2 separate regions of the Homo sapiens genome follow, and region 1 is linked to region 2. Evidence: chromatin loops called from intact Hi-C (ENCODE). Cell type or tissue: IMR-90. All regions are shown on one strand. Each heading gives the region's core, and the rest is flanking DNA. Links, peaks and the distances in the headings are about the cores only. Region 1 overlaps LOC124903244 (a long non-coding RNA gene). Region 2 overlaps EFNB2 (ephrin B2).

The links. Hi-C counts contacts between places; a loop is a spot of excess contacts. Peaks named below come from ENCODE experiments on the same cell type or tissue, not always from the same donor. Only the 100,000 strongest peaks of a DNase experiment are listed, where the experiment ranks them.
Region 1: a loop joins it to region 2, with 10 times the contacts of the local background. A loop is called at or near these places in 8 of 110 quality-filtered maps.

The regions. Positions count from the first base shown.
Region 1 is chr13:105,909,219-105,921,742 of GRCh38, reverse strand. LOC124903244 (a long non-coding RNA gene) reads right to left here. Exons shown (of 2, transcript XR_007063937.1): 2 at 12,037-12,524. Among named protein-coding and RNA genes, the nearest start is that of LINC00343, 210 kb to the right of the region's middle. RefSeq lists an enhancer at 1,756-2,955. In IMR-90, for the core only: no CTCF peak of the experiment used is centred there; a DNase peak (open chromatin) is centred at 6,932; H3K27ac peaks cover 209 bases.
Region 2 is chr13:106,518,731-106,530,073 of GRCh38, reverse strand. The region is part of intron 1 of EFNB2 (ephrin B2); the gene reads left to right. Among named protein-coding and RNA genes, the nearest start is that of EFNB2, 11 kb to the left of the region's middle. RefSeq lists an enhancer at 2,816-3,469. In IMR-90, for the core only: no CTCF peak of the experiment used is centred there; no DNase peak of the experiment used is centred there.

The DNA of each region.
Region 1 (12,524 bases), core at 5,806-8,305, 610 kb after region 2:
GCCTGTAATCCCAGCAACTTGGGAGGCTGAGGCAGGTGAATCACTTGAACCCAGGAGGTGGAGGTTGCAGTGAGCCGAGATTGCACCAGTGCACTCTAGTCTGGGCAACAAGAGTGAAATTCTGTCTCAAAAAAAGAAAAAGAAAAAAAGAGGACTCCAAAAAGAGGATAACAGTAATACTTTTCCAATACATTTGCCATAGGGATTAAGCTCATGTAAAACTACTTAATAATATAATGTGTCTGACAGAAGTGACCCCTCCCCAGTCTCTCTCTCAGACTCCTCTGTCTCTGTTCTTCATCCCAGACCTGTGGTACTATGCCGAGTGGTGGACTAAGACGTCGGGGGTGATATGGAAGGTAAGTCCATGTCCACTTTGTCCTGGCTCAAGGTGCATCTCAAAAATCAGGCTCATCTGGATACGAATCACCCTCTGCCACTCATTAATTGTGAGTGGGGTTTAGGACAACTTACTTTACCTCTCTGAGTGTAAGCTTATTTGTCTTTAATGTGGAGAAATTAAATGTATATTTGTCCTTGTGTTTTTCAGAAAATGGAATAAGTTAGTACTTGCATTAACAACAGTACAGAGATATCATATGCACTAGCTACCCTTCTTACCACCTGCCTAACTTGCCTCCAGGATTCTTGCCTCACTTTCCTCACCATTTTTTAGAAAAGCCTGTATCTTCTTCATTCATTCTCCTATTGTACCATCCCTACTCCATGGCCTTCTCCTGGGTCACTGTTTTCCATGCTTAGTGTTATTACCCTCTGAATTTACTGATGTCTCTAAATCATGTTATAAGGGCCAGAATCAAGAAGAAGTGGTGTAAAGAGAATTAACTTTTATCAATGATCAGTATTACCTGTGGTTCATTTAGTGCTTGGTAGATGCCATCTATGTTGTAATTACTGTAACATGTTTACACTTAGGATTCTGGATCTAGAGCTACCTTCTCCCAAGGAGCAGGATCTCAGCTTTCCCTTTTCTTTTGGAGATAATGTAAGCAGCTGGTAGAAGAGCTTTGAGTTGAGGGGTATAATAGGGGGATTATGAGGCATTGTGTTGGGGCAGAGGACAGAGGGAGCAACTCTGCAGAGTCAGGGAGGCTCCAAAACGGAAGTGACCTTTTGCCCTGGGTTTCTATTACAACTCACTGGAAAATGGTTTACAATGCTGATTTGCACAAATAATACCAAAGGCAAAGGAAGAAACGAAGAAATCCCAGGCTGACTCAGATATAGATCACTCGTGTCTATGAGGAAATCTTGACAGCTTGTGTCAAAAGTTCACTCTTCGTGACTCAAATGGGTGCAATACCAGAAAAAGAGAACCTGATTAGATCAGTGGTTCCCAGACCCCTAGAATGGGAGGACAACTTTGTAATGACCTTTTCTCTCAGATTTTTTCCTAAAAAAGAAAGTGTACTTTTAGAAAAGAATCAATTAAATGATTAAGAACAAAAGTTACTAGGAATTCAGTATCAATTGCATATGAATTTCCATTTTGTTCAGTGAAAATTTGCATTTGAAAATAGTAATTTTAAATGTGAAAATGGTAATAAATATGCCAAAGGTGGTTACGACTTTCAATCTATATGGATTCTTGGGCTTCCTGCAGTCACTTTAAAGTCTCCTGAAGTCCCTTTGCTGTACTTTAGGGTCCAGTGATCTGGGTTTTAATTAGAAGCACTCTTTCAAAGGATTTCTTAAAAAAATTAACAAGTGAAAAGAATTGTACAATTTTAATTTAATTAAACATTTGTTTATTTCATAGATAGTCTCCTTATCCGCATTGTTTTTTAAAATCCCTCCCACCATGTTTTATCCACATTGTTTTTTAACAATCCACAAAAAACAGCAACGATCAATTAGCTGATAACATATTACAACCACATAGAGGCCTAATTTGCTCCTGTTTTAAAAGCATATTAGTGCTAGTTGTGCTCATTAATGGTTACGGTTCTATTAATCAGGAACAAATCCATGTCATCTGAATTTTCTTGCCTCTTGCAACAAGGTAAGCACAGATGGTAGATGACACGGGAGGTGAGTCGCTCTGCAGGTCGGCGCTGCCCGAGTGATCTGTTAGGTGTGTGGATGCACAGACCACACGGTGTATTTCCGGAATGTCTGAAAATGTGGGCCACATGTGACCAACAAGATAATTATGAAACCTGACTGCTGGATATGCTGATGCAGCCAAAAAACATCAAGGACTGTGAGTGAGTTTGGAGGTGGGAGCAGAGAAAATTTCTGCAATGTGTAAAAATGGACCGCTCTCAGAGAAAAGGAGCATTTAAATTCTGCCCAGTTTACGGGTTTCCAGTTCCTGTCCTTTCTCCTGCTCATATCTGCATCTTTCTGATCTCCCGGGAAATCAGCCGCTGCTCTGCCCGGTCAAGCCCCTCCTTCCGGAAGAAGGGCTGAGGCAGGAATGACTCATTGCCAGGGAGTGCCTTATAGAACCGGGTGAAAAGGCAGTGTGACAATATGACTGTGAATTTCTTATCAGTGTAGGCTCACCAGTGATGAGATTAAATGGAAAGAACGTATCCTGCTGTCATCAAGGCCAGTATCATAATCAACTTTTATGATTTATCAGCATTGTAACCTGGGGCTATTACTGCAAGTTTTGAGCCTCCATTTTCTCATCTCTAAAGCAGAGTCACAGGGACCAGGTGCAATGGCTCACACCTGTAATCCCAGCACACTGGGGGGGCCAAGGTGGGAGGATCACCTGAGCCCAGGAGTTCAAGATCAGCCTGGGCAACATAGTGAGGCCTTGTCTCTATGGAAAAAAAAAATAGTAACAATAAAAATGAAAAAATAAAGTAAAATAGAGTCATTGCCTCATTACAGGATTGGATGTGGACTAAATACGATCATATGTGTGAAGTTACAGGAAAAGCCTTGTGGAGCAGGATTAGAAAGAACAGAATGGGATCTAATTGAGATGAAATGAAGACCTCCTAACAATTTCTTATGAAGCTTCCTAAATCTCTTGCATGTGACAGTGTAAGTCTCTTTTCATTCCATCTACCCTTAAGCTTCCCCAGTGGTGAAGAACTGTAGAGCAAAGAGCAGCTTTCGAGGGGAACACTGCCTCGGCCCTCACCTTCGTCCAGGGCTTAACCACTGGACACAACTCAGAATCTTGCATTTATTCTTAATTTAAAGCCTTATTCCAGCCTGAGATGCAGTTCCCTTAGCTTCCTGCTGATCTCTCCTTTAAAATAGTCTCTTTCTCAAATCCAAAGTACACTGAGGTGTGGGGGAGATAACAAAAAGTGAGCTTCATTGACAGGCTCAAGAGGGTCACGTGCATTAAGAGACTGTACAATTCACAGGCCAAGCACGAAGGCCACAGACAGCCTTGAACGTGGGAGTTAAAGTGAGGGTTCTGGGGCCACAATGCTCAGATTGCGTTTAAGCTCTACCTCCTATTAGCTGTGTGACCTTAGCTCTTGATCAAGACAACTTTATCTTTATATATCAGCTTCCTCATCTGAGAAGGATAATTATACCATTAATATCACTGGTTTCCCATGACAATTCAATGAAATGATAGATAAAAAGGGCTTAGACCAGACCTCAATTAATAGAAGGTGTTAATTTTAGCAATAGCTGTATGGCTTAAGAGTTCCTGTCATCCAAGTAACAGGATCAGAGGACACTGTGGCATTAGCATAGCAACATTGGTGGGGACAGCAGGGATGTCGGATGGCGTCTGATTGTCAGGGTTAGTTCGTAGGGTCAAACTCTGCAGCTGCTTTAGAAGAGTGCTGTCGTGTGGGAGATTCGCTCTGTGCATTGGTAGACTATAAGTACAATCCTAAGAAAGTGATCCCACAGGTGACTGAACAGAAAAAATCATAGACCAACTTAAACTTTTCATAGACCATGGTGTATTAATCAGTTTGCATCTAGACCCAAGGGAGAGTAGATGGGGTAAGTTAACAGTTAGGATAGGGTGCAAATGGGGTGGAGGAGTCGTACTCCTGAATCCCAGGATGTGCAGTGTTTCTACACGCACAGGCTCTCTCTCAATGCCACATCCATCTTTCCTGCAGATGGAGTAATTGAGGTTTGAGCAAGATGTCCCGGGTTAATAGCACTCATTTGGTCTCCTGGAGAGACACAGGGATAAGTAAGCCTGGAAGATGGCTGTGGATTGTCCCCAGCTAGCTGAACAGCCCTGGGATTTATTGCATTGCTGGGGCAGAAGACTCTGGGACCAGAGTGGGTGTCACCAGTCGGCGGCTAAGTCAAGGTCTCAGGCATACCGAGTGCTCGTGTATATTTAGTGTGTCCTGAGAAAGGACTGAATGTTTCTTGTATATTTGCTGTATCATGGCTCGTCCATATTTAGAGTAACTTGGATACTTCCCACCCTGATGGCTTATGTTTATTTAGTGTCTTGAGAACACTGGGTGTCTCTTGATCCTTCCCTTCTTTTCTATGTATGTTTAATACCCATTATTCCATTCACTAACGACCTTAACAAGCTCATGGGTTGCATCCATCCCACTTGTCTTCTTGTTTCTATAGTAAGTTATTAAATAATGTAAAGTGTGTATTGGAGTTTACCTATTGGGCGGCGGCCTTGAGGAACTATTTAGCATGCATATTTCCAGTCTGGATAAACAGCCAATGAGCAGATTTGGAGGTCACCCAAAAAGGTCCTGAAGTTAGAATATCTAACCAGCAACCCATCCAATAGTCTGTAGGCAGCACATAATAGACTTTCTACAAAAGTTTGCTAAATTAATAAATGGTTAATATTTTCAAGCACAAAAGAATTATCTTAAGTGTTTCTGTACCTATTCATAACTTTCACTGTGGCTTCACATCAAATATCTGTTTTAGTTTCCACAACAATGCTGGGGTAGGTAGAAGATGATTTGCTATCCTTGTTTTACAGATTGAGAGCCGAAGTCCTGAAATGTAACTTGCTTAAAGTTACACTCAGCAATTCTCAGATGGAACAGACTCTGGAATTCAGATTTTCTGTTTCCTAGTGTTTTGGGGCCATGAGTCTTCCTTTCTTTCTCTGTACAATCCCAGACATGTAGCAGAAGCTGTGTCCTCAGCTGGACCAGGAAGAGCTCATGATTTCCATGAACAGTTGGCTGTGAAAAGTTCAGCACAGCTATGAGACTCAGGCAAAGATGAGAGAGCCAGCACCTTGTGTTGCACGATTCTTTCATTTGACTAATTAAAAAATGCACCTATCTTATTATATCATGTAAGTATGACATTATCATACTTATTATCATATCAGTAGTCTCTAAAAGTTTCCTGCAAAATGTGTGATACTAAAGTTTACCTCCAAGAAGAGTGCTAATGTTTGTATTCACAGAGCATTGCAAAATAGGTTTATCAACCTATTTTTAAGGCATTCAGAAACACAGTGTCATTGCTTTCTTTTTTGATTAAATTAAATTAAATTTTAAGTTCTCGGATACATGTGCAAGATGTGCGGTTTGTTACACAGCTAAACGTATGCCATGGTGGTTTGTCGCACCCATCAACCTATCACCTAGGTATTAAATAAGCCCTGCATGCATTAGCTATTTATCCTGATGCTCTCCCTCACCTACCCAGCAGGCACCAGTGTGTGTTTTTCCCCTCTTTGTGTGCATGTGTTCTCATTTCAGCTCCCACTTATAAGTGAGAACATGCGGTGTTTGGTTTTCTGTTCCTGCATTAGTTTGCTGAGGATAATGACTTTGAGCTCCATTCATGTCCCTGCAAAGGACATGATATTGCTCATTTTTATGGCTGCATAGTATTCCATGGTATATATGTACCACATTTTCTTTATCCATTCTATTATCAGTGGGCATTTGGGTTGATTCCATGTCTTTGCTATTGTGAATAGTGCTGCAACGAACATATGCTTGCATGTATCTTTATAGTAGAATGATTTATATTCCTTTGGGTATATACCCAGTAATGCGATTGCTAGGTCAAATGGGATTTCCGGTTTTAGATCTCTGAGGAATCGCCACAATATCTTCTCCAATGGTTGAACTAACTTACATTCCCACCAAAAGTGTAAAAACATTCCGATTTCTTCACAGCCTCGCCAGCATCTGTTGTTTCTTGAGTTTGTAATATCACCATTCTCAATGGTGTGAGATGTTATCTCATTGTGGTTTTGATTTGCATTTCTCTAACGGTCAGTGATATTGAGCTTTTTTTCATATGCTTTTTTACAGCATAAATGTTTTCTTTTGAGAAGACAGTGTCACTTCTTTGCACTTGATATTTGGAAGGTTCTGCAGAATCCTAAGACTCAGTCCGACATTGCCAAATGTGTGTCAGCCATACCGTAGCTTTCCAGAATTCTCCACTATTTAGATACTTTGGACAATGGAAGAACTTGGCTGTTCTCAAAGCCAGATTCACATTAAGTAACCCCATGAGGGAATTCATTCACACAGGATATAAATTTGGCCATCCACACCCCGGGAGGCAAGCAAGTTAATACTGTTCCCCAAATGATAAAATTATTCCTGCAGATTGAATTTGTAATCTTTGTGCCTCAGAAGAATGAAAAAATAAAACAAATGGAAAAAGAATAAGAAGCAGAAGATAAGAGTAGGGTATAAACAAGCTATTTTCTGTGCCTCCGAGGGCAATACTTAAAAAAGAAATGACCTGGTATCAGTTGCTGGAGCCAACTGACATGCAGGTGACCCTCCCCAGCTCACCCTGTGTGGCGCTGACTGCTTCCATTTAGATTTGCTTCCGTGGTGGATCCTAGCCATGTCTCAGGATTTGCTTTTTTGCCTTTAAGTTGCCAGCTGTGGTCATTGACTACAGTTGTGTGAGGAGGCTGCTCTGAATTTAGCTTGGCTTTCTCTAATTTTAGACACTTGAAGAGGCCCAGGAAGGGATTTGTAATGGGTTACAACATTCTTTCATTTTTGGCCAATGAGTGTCACACAGCTGTGTGTATGTGTTTATGCATCTCGTGTGTGTGTGTGTGTGTGTCTGTGTCTTTCTCTGTGTGTGTGCAGGCACATGCAGAAGATCAGAGAGAGAAAAGGAGGAGAGAAAATGCTTCTGGGACATTATCTGCCACTTTGCTTGTAGAAACCGTAACCTTGGTACTTTTAAATAAAATTAACAGTGAAATACAAAATGAAAATAATAATTCATATTAGAATAATTGCATGTGGACATGCAAAACCTTTTCTCTAGGAGATTGAATATAACTTGGAATAGATACTCAACAAATCATAACATATTAGTAAAACCATGGGAACATGGCAGAAAGCCTTTTTCTCCAAAAAATTGTATATAATTTGGAATTACACCAAATAATTTGGCTTTCAGACCTTGGAACATTTACAAAAACAGTGAAAAATTCTTTGTCTGACAACATAAGAAAGTAATCAACCTATCATAGGAATAATAGGATAAGAAGATCTTACTTTCATTTTTGACACTGAAAAAGGAAATTTTAAATATAATTCCTTTCAAAGTGTGTTCTATCATCATATATATTTGAATTATAAAGTTATCTGTATATATATGTGTGTATATGCAAACATATACACACACGTATAAACATTCATATACTCAAACAGAAAGAATTTATGTAATCATTAGATTGTTATGTTCTAATATTTCCTAAAAACATTTTCTTCAGCCAGGTGTGGTGGCTCACGCCTGTAATCCCAGCACTCTGGGAGGCCGAGGTGGGCGGATCACGAGGTCAGGAGATCGAGACCATCCTGGCTAACACGGTGAAACCCTGTCTCTACTACAAATACAAGAAAAATTAGCTGGGCGCGGTGGCGGGCGCCTGTAGTCCCAGCTACTCGAGAGGCTGAGGCAGGAGAATGGCGTGAACCCGGGAGGCGGAGCTTGCAGTGAGCCGAGATCACGCCACTGCACTCCAGCCTGGGCGACAGAGCGAGACTCCGCCTCAAAACAAACAAACAAACAAACAAACCAAAAAAAACACATTTTCTTCGATATGTTTAATGACTCTATTTACAGTCCATATACTAATCCTAATTTATGTACTTCATTTCTAAGACACTTAAAGATAGCCCCATTGCTTTTTACTGTTTTCGGATTTCTCCATTTAGGGTCTGCAGTGTTCGAATTGTTTTGTTGTTGAGGAACATCCCAAGTATTCTTTCTTCTAGAGCATTCCAATTATAATTTTTTTTTCTGTTAAGCTCTGTAACGAGCTCGAACAAAGCTAAAACAACTAGCACTATGTAAATGTATATTTCCAATTTTAATTTTCATTTTACTTAAGATAATTAGCTGCTATGTGTCTGGCACCAGGAGCTCTGCTAAGCATTTTTCAAACATCTTTTCATTAAATTATTATTAAATTCTTGTATTATTACCTTTATTTTTATTGATAACTAAAGGAAGCATAAGGAGTCTATGAAGTAACTTGCAGAAAAGCTCAGAGCTAGTTAAGTTACTGAGCAGAGACTCCGAAACACTATCCCATATTGTCTCTTTTGGAAATACACATTCTCTTATTTGTTCAAATATTTTAGCTTAAGAAAAGGATGGCATAAACATCAAAGTTAATTACCACAAGTACGCATGTGCTGTTCATATAGATTTCCTTCAATATATAATTGATAATAACCTTCTATTGTAACATACCAGAGGATCTATTTAGAAATTGCTTCTTTTTGTTTTTAAAGATTTTTCTTCTTAATATTAAAACCAATGTGGACCCATTTTAAGATTACTTCAATACTTTTAAGAGTTAAAGCTCATTTTTGTTTTTTCCTCTTTGCAAATAGTGAAATATAATGTGATGGGCTGGTTACGCTAAGGGTGACTCTGATGTTAATTGTGACATATGGATTCCAATGACCCTTGAGAATTAGTCTAAATTTCATCTCTGATTTTTTTTTTTTTTTTTTTGAGACAGAGTCTCACTCTGTCACCCAGGCTGGAGTGCAGTGGCGCGATCCCAGCTTACCACAAGCTCCACCTCCAAGTTTCATGCCATTCTCCTGCCTCAGCCTCCTGAATAGCTGGGACTACAGGCACCCGTCACCAAGCCTGGCTAATTTTTTGTATTTTTTTTTTTAGTAGAGTCGGGGTTTCACCATGTCGGCCAGGATGGTCTCGATCTCCTGACCTCATGATCTTCCCACCTCAGCCTCCCAAAGTGTTCCTGTCTGATTTTTAAAGTTTCCTGATGTTTTGTACAGATAAAAGGTCATATAGATGTAATATCATTTTTCAAAGTCTTGAGTATTAGAAAACAAGTATGATTATTACATCTTCTCTAGATAGGGAATAAAAGACAGTAATTTGTTAGTGAATCAGATATCTGTACAAGGGTTGTTAAGGCAGATAAGGCTTTTGAGGAAACCCCTCCCACTGTTAGAGAAACTAAAGAGGGAAAACCTGGGCTATAATGTCTCTGTATGCTTCCAACTAAGTCAAAAGATCTCAAGGTAAAAGCTTTTCCAACAAATGTTGAAGGCAAATATTGATTTATTATCATCTATTAGCAAGCTATTATCACCTGAGATGTTAATATACTTATATTTTTCTGTGGCAGCTCTATTAATTGGCTACCTTAATTATTAGATAATACTCTCTATATGACCAAATAAGCAAGCAGAGATAAGCTGAAGGCAGCCCTAGATGTTTGTGGAATTTGCTTGTCATCTGCTTGAGTGGCATCTTGAAACTGCTGATTGCTCAGTTGATTTTAATGCTTCTCTTCAATTCAAGTAGAATCATTTAATGCTTTGGGCTTTTATTTTTACTTTTTCCACTATGTGATTTACTTGGTGATACTTGGGCTGTTTCGAATGAGACTGCTAATCACTTTTGCCAAGATGTGTATATATAATTTTTTCTGAAGTGCTCAAAGCACCTTGTATTTTCTGCCAGGCTATCCCTATGCCTCAATGCAGAAAACTTGCCAAGGTTAATGAGCTATTCCGAGTAGATATACTGTAAGCCACGAATGAGGACTGAAAGCAATAAACATTAACAAGGGCTCATTAAAATCTGGTTTTCAAATGAGTGCTCCAAACTTTTCTTTATCAAATAAAAGTATCATCACTTATGAAAATTGAAAGTCCCTTGTTGAACATTCAACTCCTAATTCAAGCTGTAGTATAATATATTCTACATACCTGATGTTTCATTTGTAAGATGAATGGCAATAGGTCTTCCATCATCTTTCCCAACCTATACATTCTATTTTTTAAAAGCCATCAGGGTTTCAAAAATCAGTCTTGCTTCTCAAATTAAGCAGCCATTAAAGAGATTATTTATTAAATTAAAAGGGTTTGAAATGGATGATCCAGTATTTATTCCTTCTTTCCATTATCAGAATTCCAGGCAATCCGGCTGAGCTTGGTGGCTCACGCCTGTAATTCCAGCACTTTGGGAGGCCAAGACGGGCAGATCACTTCAGGTCAGGAGTTGGGGACAAGCCTGGCCAACATGGTGAAACCCAGTCTCTACTAAAAATACAAAAATTAGCTGGGCGTGGTGGCATACACCTGTAGTCCCAATATTCTCCTGAGGCAGGAGAATATTGCTTGAACCTGAGAGGTGGAAGTTGCAGTGAGCTGAGGTCACACCACTACACTCCAGCCTGAGTGACAGTGAGGCTCTGTTTCAAAAAAGAAAAAAAAAAAAAAGAAAAAGAAAAAAAAGAATTCCAATGTTTAACCTGCTGCCTCTTCCTTCATGAGTTAACCTTCTAAGCCATTTGCAGACATCATTTACAAACCCTTGGATGCCAGTTTATCTGATTTATCTTCACTTTCTAGATAACAGTGCTCACTTTACGTTCTTCTGGCCCTCTTAGCTATTCTAAACCTTTCTGGTCATTCTATCATCCCCAACTCTCACAGCATAGCTGATCAGTGGTGATTGAAAGTTATTTTTGTTTGTTTGCTTTGTGTTGTTGAGGGGTGGTTGTCTAAAAGATTTGGCCCTCCTGAAATTGCCACTAGTCTATTCAAGCACTCAAAATAAACATATGGTTTTGTTAAAAACACTAAATTTACCAAGAGAAGTCTCTTAATTACCACTATCCCCTTCCCACCCCAAGATTATTTCTGCTCCTAACTTCCTTCTAGATAGAAATTCGATAGGAGAGGCTAAACTAGACCATTTCTTTACCTACTAAATATTGTGTTGTTGCCATGCTTTCCCGACTTTTCCTATCAAAGTAGTTCCTAAATCATAATCTTCCCTGTCTATTTCCTCCAGCCAGAATCTTACCCCACTGATTTTATTCCCCTAATTAGACAGTTATCCAATCAGCATCCCAAACCAAGCACTGCCTTGTCTAGCTGTTCTAAACTTAAAAAAAAAATACTGGGACATAAGAAGGTTGTTAATAATAGCCTCTCTTAGGCTATTAACATTTCATTTGGAAGAAAACTGTGGTATCAGTTAGATCATCCTATTATTTTTGTCTTTTTCTTGGGAAAGATTTTGATGAAACTTTCACAGAGACACCGATGAATAACAATAAACTCATTCAAGGCTGAAATTGGTATAATGCTATGGACTGAATTGTGTCCCTAAAATTTATATCTTGAAACCTTAACCCTAAGGTGATGGTATTTGGAGACGAGGCCTTTGGGAGGTGGTTCGGTCAGGACGGTGAAGCCCTCAGGATGAAATTAGTGCCCTTATAAGTAGAGACAGGAGAGAGATGATCTCTGTCTCAGCATGTGAGGATGCAGCAGAAGACAGTTTTCTGCAAACCAGGAAGAAAGCCCTCACCAAAAACAGAATCCCCCTGCAACTTGTCTTGGACTTCTCACCCTCCAGAACTGTGAGAAATAAATTTCTGTTGTTTAAGCCAGCCAGTCTGTGGTATTTTGTCACAGCAGCCCAAACTAATATATAAGGATACCACGAAGTTTTCATTTCATGTATCTTCTTAAGCCAACTGGGTGAAATGTCCTTTTTAAAGATGTCTTTCTTTGGTCTACCTTGTTTTATGAAGGTAAAGAACCCTAAATTCTTAAGGCGTTATGAATCTCACACATCTTAATAGGAATTTGACCCATTTATTCCTATTATTCCTCTGACATCTCTTATTTCTCTGACAATCTTTGGAAATTACGGCTTTGAAGAAACGCACATTTTGGTAGGGTTGGTTTGAGAAAGAAATAATTGTATATGCAATGAGGTATCTTCTGGAATATTTTTTTCAGTCCATTAATTTATCTAAAAACCGAAGCTGAAAATAAAAAGTGCTATGTATCCATATGTTCCAAGTTTAGAAAGCTGCTTGTAATTAGAACTCGCTACCTCCTTTTAAGGCTCAAAGAGAAGTTCCAGAGCTAATCTTCCCACTGCACAGTCACCATCACCGCTAGCCCCATCATCATAATCATTGTCTCCTGGCAAATTCAAATGAAGGAATGGGAGATGGAAGTAAATTTGGAGGGAGTGCAAAGTTCATGAAAAGAGCCTCTCTCCTCTTCTGTGGGGGAGGAGCTGGGTGTTTCCTTTTCCCACAATTAGAAAAGGAA
Region 2 (11,343 bases), core at 1-2,500:
CTGTTTAACTTGTTTAATTCTCATTTTAAATTCAGCACGATACTAGCCGTGTGAACTCTGAAGATTTCTTTAGTAATCCATTTTGTAGTTCCGAATCAAAAACAAAGTGAAAGGGTCTGACACAATTTGCTTTTATTTTTAGGCAAATCAACCCTGGTCATAGTTAATAAGGGGATTACAACTCAGACTAGGTCTTTACAGATGTGATGTAAATCAAGGGCAGAGTATAAAGAAACTGATCCCTTTTGATTGAAGTATAGTAAAAAGGCATAGAGAAACTAGCAGCAGTAATCTGATTGTATGGCAATAAAACCACCATTTTCTGTCTTTCAGATAAAAATAATGTGGTAAATCCATGCAGTTCATAAGATGTAAAGGCAGATAAAGGGTGAAGCCATGGCAACATATAGATTAGCTTGATGTTAGAAATGACACGTCTCTGAAAAGGGCGCGGGACGAAGGCCCTTGCCTCCAGGCTGTTGGGCATTATGTGAGAACCACACAGACTTGGAAACTGGGATTAGGAAGTATGAAAGCTCTACTTGTGGTCTGGGATGGCTGAGGCAGTAAAGAAAAGCTGCTCAGTTCTTGCTCATTGGTGGTGGATAATATGGCAAAGGTAGATTTCATTGACTGCCTTTTTTATAGATTGAGATTGGGGCTGATTAAAACTTCAGATCACTGCAGTTGTTAGGGCCTGGGAGATTTTCCTTTTTAACTCCTGGCCTAACAGCAGCAGCCGTTCTGTAGGATTAACTGCACTTCGCGGTCGTTGCCTTAATCTATTTGGGCTTCAGGCAGGGACATGCTGGGAAGGAACAGAGACCAGAGGGGATAGGTAGGGCTGGGGTTATCTGAAAAGAAAACAGAGACCTTTTGATTTCAGCCATCTTTTCAGACCCAGCTCCCTCTCCCGCTGCATGGGAGAAGCAAAGGTAAACAGGACACATTGTCCCTCTCCCTCAGCCACAGAGCTCTTCTGTGAGTTTTGTCTTTCCCACCCTGGAAAAAAAGATAAAATACAATTTTTAAAAGGGGAGGGAGGAATTTAGTTTTAATTCAAATGAGTAGTAATCCAATATGCCAAAAGCAGTGGGCTCTACCTAGATGTAATTTTACTCGTAAATGTGAGTCTTAAACTTTGAGTTGAATGGGGCAGGCTGTTAGAGGTGGTGTAAATTACAGGATTATAAAAATGTTAGTGCTGCCCAGCCTTAAAGTCAAAAACAGAAAAATCTCTGTGCTGTTGAGTCTTCCCGCCCTCTCTCCTGAACAACCTTGTAAGTAAGCTAGACTTTTGTTTTTGCCTTCCATACTTTCCATTTCAGCCATTAAACAAAATAAGCCATTGAAACCACGATTGGGTTCCATGCAGAGTGACATCCGCAATCGGGTCAAGCCAGAAGGAAATACTTGCTCGATTGCCCCCTATTTGGCATTACAGGAAAGTCTCCACACTTTGGAAGAGTCTGAACTCTCAAGACATTGAAAATGCCAAAGGCTGCAAACACCCTGTGTCTTTCTTGATGGAGTGCATCTTGGTGTGTTTTACAAAGGGGAATTCAGTGCTGTTTTTTTGTTGTTGTTGTTGTTTTTTTTTTTTAAAGAGCAGCATAGGGCCCTTCTAGACTCTTGGATTCTGTGTCTGACAAAAATGGTCATTAAATGAGCAATATTATAATTTAGACCCATTTCACTGATTTTGTTCCAAATTCTCAACTGACTTGAGCATCTGTTTGGGGCTGTAGATACATTGCCCTTGTTGACTGTTTTTCTCGTTTCTATGGGAATTACTGTAGCCATTACTATGTAGCTTTCATAGACTCAAAACATTTTTAAAGTATTGCATATAGGCTGGCCATATCCAGTGCCTGTTACTTTACCTTCTTTTTCTAACTTAATGCAGCAGTCTGTATTAACAGATCCATTTCATTTGTCTAGCTTCATCAGAGAGAGGCTACCCCCTGATTTACAGGCTGCTCACATCCAAGCACCTTGCATTCTACACTTGACAGTGATTGCTAATGGCCCATTCAACTAAAGTATTTGCTTGTTAACAGGGAACAGAACATGATAAATGTCCAGCAAGCTTGCTGCCTCCTTCAGCTTTTCAAACGCAGACTGGTGCATATTTATGGCAGGCAAATGACAAAAGAAAAAGCTGAATTGCCCTGGCCTCCAGCTTTCTATCAGAAACAGGGTTAAAGTGATTAAAGCAATCATTCAAGAAAGCCCTGCCGTTTGTTTACTAACCTTCATCCAACATTTAGCTTTGTAGTCTACCTGTGAGAAGATATTTCAGAAGTATTAGAGATAAGGAAGGAGGATCTAGCAAACCAGTGAAAAGAGTAGGTGACCAGTTATAAAATGCTTTCCATGCACATTGAATGCCAGGCGAACCTATTTCTGTTATTCCAGCAGACAATCAGCAGTGGCTCTAGATTATTAACATATTTTCCTTTCATGTATAAATTCAAATATGTAATTCTAGTCCAAAGCATTCTGTGGCTGGTAAGCACATACTTGCTGATTTCAAATAAGAAAACATAGCAAGGGAAAGCTCCATTAAACAAGTTGTTTCTGCCCTTAGTAATTCTCTAAACAAGATAGGAAGAAAAAGTGGACAGTAGTGGAGTATTAATAGTGTGCTCTTTTCATTCTCTAAAGCACGAGTAAGTAAGCGTTCAAACTACTCTGTGGTGGGCATACATTTAGAGCGCTGTGAATGAACCACTGCTGTTCTGCCATACTTAATTTATTTATATTATTATTTTTATTTTATTGTTGTTTTTATGTATTATTATAATTATTTATTTATATTACTAATTTATTTTCTCAATTTAAATCCTGTTGCATCCAATTTTAATTACAGTTTTTGTATCTGCCTTCCCATACTTGCTACCCACGTCCCCATTGCCACTGCGGCCTTATCCATGTTTTCTGTGTACACCACTCTCGTATCACCCCAGAATAATTATGAGTGCTACCCAGACTTTTGAAACCACTAGAGTCAACATGTTTGTCTTTGAGGAAAGCCAATGATGCTTTAGCATTTTTGGCAGGGGTGGATGTGTGTTTAAGTGGGGTGGGTGCAGCTCCTTATTGTCTGCCTATTCTACTGTTGTTCCCAATCCACATTCCCTGCGGGGCACCTAACCTGTGTGCATAGCAAAGAATTTCCGACCTTCAGAGCCAGAAGTGTTTCTCAATTGATCTCTTCCAGCCTAGGGTTATAGCTGATGAATTATAATCCTTGCTCTTTCCACACCTTTACCTGGGCTTACCATGGCCCTAAAACATTTGCCCAGAATCAGAATTGTCTCATGAGTGAGTGGGGCAAGGCAAATCCTGTTCCAGACCAGCTGAGAATGTACCTAGCTGCAGAAGAAGTTAGAAAGTGTCATCTTTTACTTATCTACCAGAACTATATTCGAGGTACATTTTAGATTTAAAAAAAAAGCAAGTTCTCGTAGGCCTTGAATCCCCCCCTTGCTATGGGAAAATGGATCATTATTATAATGGACTGTCCAGTAAAGTTCATGATTTCTCCTAGACATGTTCTCTCTCTTTATGACCTAGATCAAGAGTGATCTCTTTAAGTCTTTTCTTCATAATCCCACAGCACTTTGTACTTAGATGTACTTAGAAAGAACCATATACACGGTACGTCATGATTGATATGCAAGCCTTCACCACTCTACCTGTCCTAAAAGTCAGGGACACACCTTCTTCATTTCATCAGTCCCTACTTCTATCCAGCATTGGCATCCAGTAAGTATTAGTGGAATGGACAGACAACCCGAATTTGTGCTGATGGCAGTTTACCCTGTTTTAACTGTCATCCTTCTGCTACTAGACATGGATGAGACCTGAGACGATGGGACTGCTCAGAGGTCCCTGGCTCTTGAACTTTAGGGCACCAGAATCCCCTGCAGGGCTTGAGAAAACAGGGGTTTCTGGGCCCCACCCCCAGAGTTCCTGATTCCTGAGGTCTGGGGTGGGGCTTGAAGATGGACATGTTTAACAAGCTCCCAGGTGACGCTGGCAACTGCTGCCTCAGGGCCATGCTGAGAACCCTCGCCCTACACAAACCTTTCTGGGAAAACAACTCAACATTAAAGCTGTTTGGGGATCTCTGAAGAAATCTGTAGTCCTTGCCTTGTTGGGGGAGCATCAGGGATCTAACCATTGATGGTGGAGTATTTGTTGTTAATTCAGCAAGCAACTATTAAGTGTTAGGCCTGTTACTCGGCTCTAACAATACAAGGCAGAGTGACCTGTACCCTCGAGATTTAAAGTCTAAGTCCTGTAGAGAGAAGCCCAGGTGGGAGCAAGCACATTTAGAGTTAGGTGCTTGGTGCAAGGTGGGGACACAGAAGAAGGGAATGGCATTTGCCTCTGGAGGGGTCCGGAAACAGCCTAGGGAGGAGGAGCTTGAGTCTTGAAATACTGTGGGCATCTCTAAGCAAAGTCACAGTAGACAGCTGAAATAAAGAAAATAGTAAGCAAGCCAAAGAAACAGTATTTCAGCCAAGGGCAGCGTGTGTCTATCACGTCCACCTGTGAACACGTCCCAGGATTCTCTGCATCCGGCCATTGCTCAAGACAGATCCCTCACAGGAACAGCTAAGCCACTGATTTCAGCTACCTGTTCACGTGAGAATTATCAGTACCTACTGCTTTTCAAAATGAGTATGATCATGGATAGGTGAGGCAATTCAGTTTCGCAGAGACAGTAGGGCAAGTGCCACTGTAGTTTAGTTAAGGGCACATGCTTTAGAGTTTGGCTATGTGAGTCCAATCCCAGTTTAGCCATTTATTAGCTGGGTAGCTTTAGGAGCAGTAGCCTTAGTGTCTCTCAGTTGTCCCATCTCTATAATAGGGACAATAACATAATAGTGCTGAATAAAAGAGTAACAAAATTTTGGTCAACATTTAATGTATTTAAAGAGCTAAGCTCCGTGATTGGCACAATGAACCAATCAATCAAACACCAGTTGTTATTAATAAAAGTCAGTTGAATATGTACTGTGTGCCTGGCCGTGGTTCAATTTGCCTTTGCATACAAGGAAAAAATTAAAATACTCTGTTAATAAAGACTATAGCATAATACTTTCACCTTAAACTTCTTGATGTTAATTTATTTTGTTTACCTGCCAAACTTCTACTCATTCCTTATGACTTTCTGCTACATGAAACACCCTTTGTAATTCTTTTGTCCTATTAAATTAAGTTCTCTCTCCTCTGCTTTCCTGCTTTTGGTGCTTTCTAATAACACTTTTAACCCTGGACTTTCTCATTCAGCTGTGCAACTGTGGACTGAGAGGAGGCTCTTTGAATTCATTTTGTATATTCTAGTAGAGAGTACTGTGAGCAGTTGGGTTGTTGAATGAATACATTAATTCAACCTGGAGGGATGGGCAGTATTGCATTTTTTACATTGATATTACATGATATTTAGAAAACTGCTTAACTGGTGGACGTTGTTTTATTAACAGCATTTTGTGTATAGCACTCACTATGTGCCAGCTGCTATTCTAACTGCCTGACAAATACTCCTGAAACCTTCATGGTAACCATATGAGGGAAGCACTTTTAATATATCCATAATACCAACGGGGAGACTGTGGCCAAATTGGTTAATTAACTTAGCCAAAGTCATATTGAACTAATAAGTGGATTTAAACCCAGCTAGTCTGGGGCCAGGGTCCCTCTTTTAATCTTCTGCCTCCTGCTTATGCTGTTGCATGGAGTAGTCTTTATCATATAACTAAATTAAGCATGCATTTGCTTAAAGCAGTGCATACATGATGGATCAAAAAGTTTGTGGTATAATTGGTTTAATTCTGTCATTATCCATTTTGATTTATAGTCACTTTCTTATGATGGTCGTGTAGTTTTAAATGGAACCTTTGAATCTTTGATATAATAAGGTTATGTCAAATCTTGGGTATAATAAGGTTATACCCAATGGAAACAGAATAATGATCAGCCCATTTAAAGGATGACTGGAGAGTTATTACAATACATAATAGTCATGCATATATTGAGTAGTATTCCTTTGGTAACATTTTCCTTTTAAAAATTGTAACATTTGATTGTTCCTTGTTGGGAGAAAAGGAGGTCAGATTTTTGAGGGGAGATCCATTTGGTGAGATGCTGAGTGTGTGTCAAGCTAAGGAGATAGTATGACATCTTTTTTAGAGTCTAGTCACAATTAAATGCCATTTTATTTTGGATTTTGGGATCCGTGCCAGCTTCCAGCTTGTCAGAGCTGAGAAGACTCAAATCAAGTCCAGGCTTATTTCTACAGCAAACTGGGATTCTGGCTTCTTGCCGGTGGATTCATTCAGTACAGCCCATCTGGCTTTTGATGTTCTGCAAGTTTGGAGCCATTTGTTGAAGGAAGCCAGGCGGTGAATATTGGTGGTCCTGGGGTTCTCTTGACTCCAAGTGGTGCCCCTTGGTTTGCATTTTCACCATGCTTAGCATCTGCTTACCTGGAGACCATGCAGCCGCCGGCCAGAGGTCTCCAACAACCAAATCTTCATGCCTTTTAGAACTCAGAGTCCCCAGCACATCCTCCTTCCTCCTCCTTGTCCAATTACTTTCATGCAGTTCTCAGTAGCTGCTTGTTTGAATCACTTATAGTATTTAACTTCTAGGGTGTTTTTGGGTTTTGGTCAAGGTAATTCCAGGCTGAATGTGGTGACTAAGCAGGAAATAAATGGGTCGTCCTCAAAGTTACAGTGGAGCGCTGTTTCTATTTTCCTAAGGTACACAGTTGTGGGGGCGATCCGTATGGAAGTCAGGAACCCAGTCTGATTTTGCTTCCTTTTGATGGTAGCAGTACAGACCTGGCTGTTTTGTAGCCTGCTTTGTTTTTCTTCCTTTTCTTCCCTAACTTCACGGGCTGTGGCAAAGCCCTGAGACGTGCAGGAAAATGTCTCCTGTCATACGCCCACAGCAGACCTAGCCCTGACCCTCCTCTGAAGCCCAGGAAGGAGGTATCTGTGAAGCAGCCTGCTTGTAAAGCAATTGCACACAGCCTTGTAAACTGTGTTACTGGGCTGATTATACTTGATTGGCAAGGTGAATCTCTTATAGCAAAAGAGAACTTGGAGAGTTTTATCTCATCTTATGCCTTATTAATTTGTTCATTCTTTAATTACACAGCCACCTATTGAGCACCCTATTTATGCAAGGTACCTGGTCGGGGGTCAGAGGGAGGGTCCCATGGTAAACGAGACAGACTCAATCCTGGAGGAGCAGGAATGGCAGCCCCTCGCTGGGCTGTTGGCCCCACCAAAAGGGAAAGGTTTCATTTTAATAATACATGGGTGAATCATTTTTGTCAATAGGCAAAATTCTTTGTAGTTAAAAAAAAATATGATGGTAGGAAGGAAAGGGATGGGCAGAGGGTTAAAACAAAAGATATGCTCTCCCTAACTCTAGATTGTAGTATTGTTATGCTTGTCACTGTAGCTGAATTCCATTTCTTTGAGTTTTTTCAATGCCAAGGCATTCCCTGTATGACTTACGTGAGCCTTTCATCTCCGCGATTTTTCCCATTCAGGTAAATGAGCAAATGGATTTGAACACTCATATCTAAAACAAGAGAGAACCAGCTGGAAATGCCCTTTGAATTTCTTTCTCTATGTAAACCATTTTTCTTTCTGGTGCCTCACCTATAAATAACAGGAGTTCCACCTTCCTTTATAGACTCTTGCTGAAAGCATGGTTTGGAACAAGACCGTACAGGTGCACACAAATTACAGTTGGGAAAGAAGCCTGCAGTGCATCTTGTCTCTGAAGGTTATGAAATCCTCCTTTTAGTAATGGAGCTGGCGTGATCAAGCCAGCAGGATGAAATTTGGCATTTGTGAGATCACCCCCCTTCTCACTTGCCCACTGTACATAGCATCCCAGCCTTACTCTTCAAATCTCCACATTTTTTCTTATCTAGCTACAAAATTCATAGGCTGATTTTTTTGGGGTGCGTGTGTGGTTTTTTTTTTGTTTTTTTGGTAAATAAAGACCTGCATTTTTATTTTGATATAGGTGGTTGAGTTTTGTCTTTAATTTCATGACAGAGATTTAACTAGTCTCAACTTTTGAAAAGACAACAATGATATTTGGGGATCACACACTTAAAGTTAGATTTCTAGATGATTAATACCAAAGTAGATGATTTTTTAGCCTCAGCCATTTATAGGTATGCCCTTCTGTGAATTTTTTATGACAGTGAAAATCATGGCACAGATAAAAATTAAATAAATACTTCTGTTATTTTCCTGAAGAAAAAAAAAAAAAGCTTAAACTATGAGAATACTGTCTTTGAGCACTTTAAAATAAAATTGACTTCAGCCAGCAGGATTTTGAGCATTACATCACAAATAAAAAACAAGATTAACATCAAAAGGAGTCAGTTTTCATTCAATTGTGCAGCACTGTGGGCTGTGAAATTTAATATTATTTTGACTCATATGCTAATTGTAGACTGACAGAGGAAAATGGATTGTGTTTAAATAAAAGGATACACAGCATCACACGCAGCTGTATCAAATACAAGTTGAGGTCTTTGGGCCAGGAACTGGGGGCCCTCTAGCTCTGTTATTGCAGATTCAAGTTTGACAAATAAAACTTTCCTTTAGACTGTAGTTTAATTACTTTTTTTCAAAGGTATGCGTGATGAAGAGGCACAAATACACCTCACCTTGAAGAGTTGCTAAACTGGTTTGTGTGCCGATCAGTTCACCGTGTGTTTGAATTTCTGTGCTTCTCATCTTTCCTTTTCTTGAAAAGATTTTGCTTGTCATTGGTGTGAATTGTACCCCCCACCCCCACCCATCTAGTCTTTGCTCTCAGATTTATAACACTTTAATGGTTCCAAATTGTATAGCCTGCTCTTAGACCCCTTTTCTTTTCCTTGAATAAATCAGGTTCATGTTGCAGACGATATTTGTTTTAGGAAAGTGTGAAAGAAGGGGCACCTGTGAAAACACGCAATTGTTCCAACACACATATACATCCAAATTAAAGCAGAAAATGTCAAAGCCTCCAATCACTACCTTATTTCTTGGAGGTTTAAAGCCGCTGAGAAGATAGTGGTGCCCTCGCTGGAAGTTTTAAGGTAATTACTTTTTACTCTAAGCAGTAGTATCTGGTAACCTAATTCCGTATAAACCTGACACCCTATCGCTACACCCCAGTATTTCTCTGATTTCAGAATAAGTCTGCGTAGAAACTTGTTCTGATGTTAAAGTGCAAAAGGGGGCAGTAAAGTGCTATCCACAAAAAAGGAAAAACATTTTCCAAGTATTTCTTATTACTGCCTGTGTCTTTCGTAGGCCCTGCCTTTATTTATTCATTTTATAACAAAACTCTTATGTTTGGGGCATTCAGAGAATACCTTATTAAGCTGTTGCAGCAATCTAGCATTAAATGGAAGACATGCAAGACTGAAGATCCTGCCTGTTTATGAAGTGTGCCATCAAATTCACATGCTCATGATGCAGAGTCCTTCTTTGGGAGTATTCGTATTCCCAAGTGCACAGAGCACTTCGGAAAGGAGCCTTGGTCTTTGGTGTTAATGCTCTCCTAGCTCCGTATAGATGTGGCAGGCCCAAAGTACATGGTGGGGTGAAGGGTCAAGGGTTTGGGCTTATCCAGAGCAGCGTGCATCCTTTGTCAGGAGGTGACTGGAAACACCAGCCAATTACAGCAGAACTGCAGACTGCTCATCTGCATTCGGAATTGCAGATGAACCAGTTTGTACTCGACTTCTCTTCTTCACTGTAGGCTTTGACATTTAATTAAAAATTAAAGCCTTTTATGGAAAAAGTACATGTTTTCCAAAATGGGGTAAATTCGAAGTATACTTGATACAGAACACTGGCTTGGGAATAAACCTGTGATATTACATGACTTTTGGTTTGCAACTGCTAGGCTGAGCCTCTTTGTAAAGCTGGGATTTAGAATCTTTGAAATGTTTGTACAGTTCAATGATTAAGCATAAATTGTATATATTCCCTTTTTTTCACTTATTTGAGTAAACAAGTTTGTTACTACAGCTTCTGTGGACTCAGAGATTTATGTATTAAATAGGCCACAACTTCAACTAGGATAATTTTATTTATCTGCTTGTTAGGGAATTGCATCAAAAGTTTAAGTCTGTAGGCATTAAATATTTTAAATGCTTATTTTTAAAGTCAATTATGAAAGATAGCACAAAGTTTTTCTGAAACTACATTAAAAAAATAATGTTTTAATCTTATCACAAAAGCATTGACTATTTATTGCAAAGAAAACACAGAAAGCTAAAAATCATTCTAAGTCCACCATTCAGTAGCCCAAAGTGGTCTCAGGTAAAGGCGGTGTGTGTGACCATTTGTTTATGGTTGTCTCCGTGCAGTCAGCAAAATAAACAGAACAACATGCCATATATTATTGATGTGTATATTTTCAACTGAAATTAGCCATCTGCTTACAATGATCATATACACTAATGGTATAATTTTGAAATGAAAAGAAAAATAAAATAATTCTTTGTGGAGAGTAATGCGAATTGACTTATGAATCTCGCCCTGCTTGGCAGTTTGCTCTAGAGGTAGAAGAGCTTTATGTGTGGGCCTCCTCCCCCCCCACACATTTATTCTGCTCACACTTGCACCAGCATCCATGTCAGGACTCACCTTGTCCTGTTACATGAGTAACATGGCCCTGATTCTCAAGTGCATGATAACTGCCATAATTACACATAAATATTAAATATTTAAATAGATCTTTACGTGTGTAATATTAGGTAGAAGTGGCTCTGGATCGAATCTGATGCTTTTTAAATAGAAGCTTTCCCACAACATTTCCAAGCACTGTCATCGTGTCTGTCTCGATTTGGGGTTTACCTGGCCTAGTTATCTGTCTGGGTGTAGAAACTGGTAGTTCCTGTTTGTATCTTTTTTGTTCTGATCTCTTTATTCTGTGTCAGCTAAATATTCTTGCAGTCAGTTACTAACATATTAACTCATCCTTGTTTGGAAACTTTGGCATATCCTTCCATGGTTTCCTTCCGTGGACCTGTCGCGTCTCTCAGGAGAGCCACCAGGTATATTGTCACACATTTCGCATGTATTTTCAGAGACTACAGCAGCATCAAGTGGCCCCCCAGCGATTTGGGTTTTCTTCTCGGTTAATCTACACTCTTTGGCCAACCGTGAGAAAACTTGTAAGAAGGCATCAGATGTTTGTGCTAAGGTGCGTGTAGTATGGTCAGAGGAAGAAAGAAGCAGGGAAAATGGAGTGGCCGTGGGTGGGAGGGGAAGCAGGGAGTGCAATTTCGGGTTC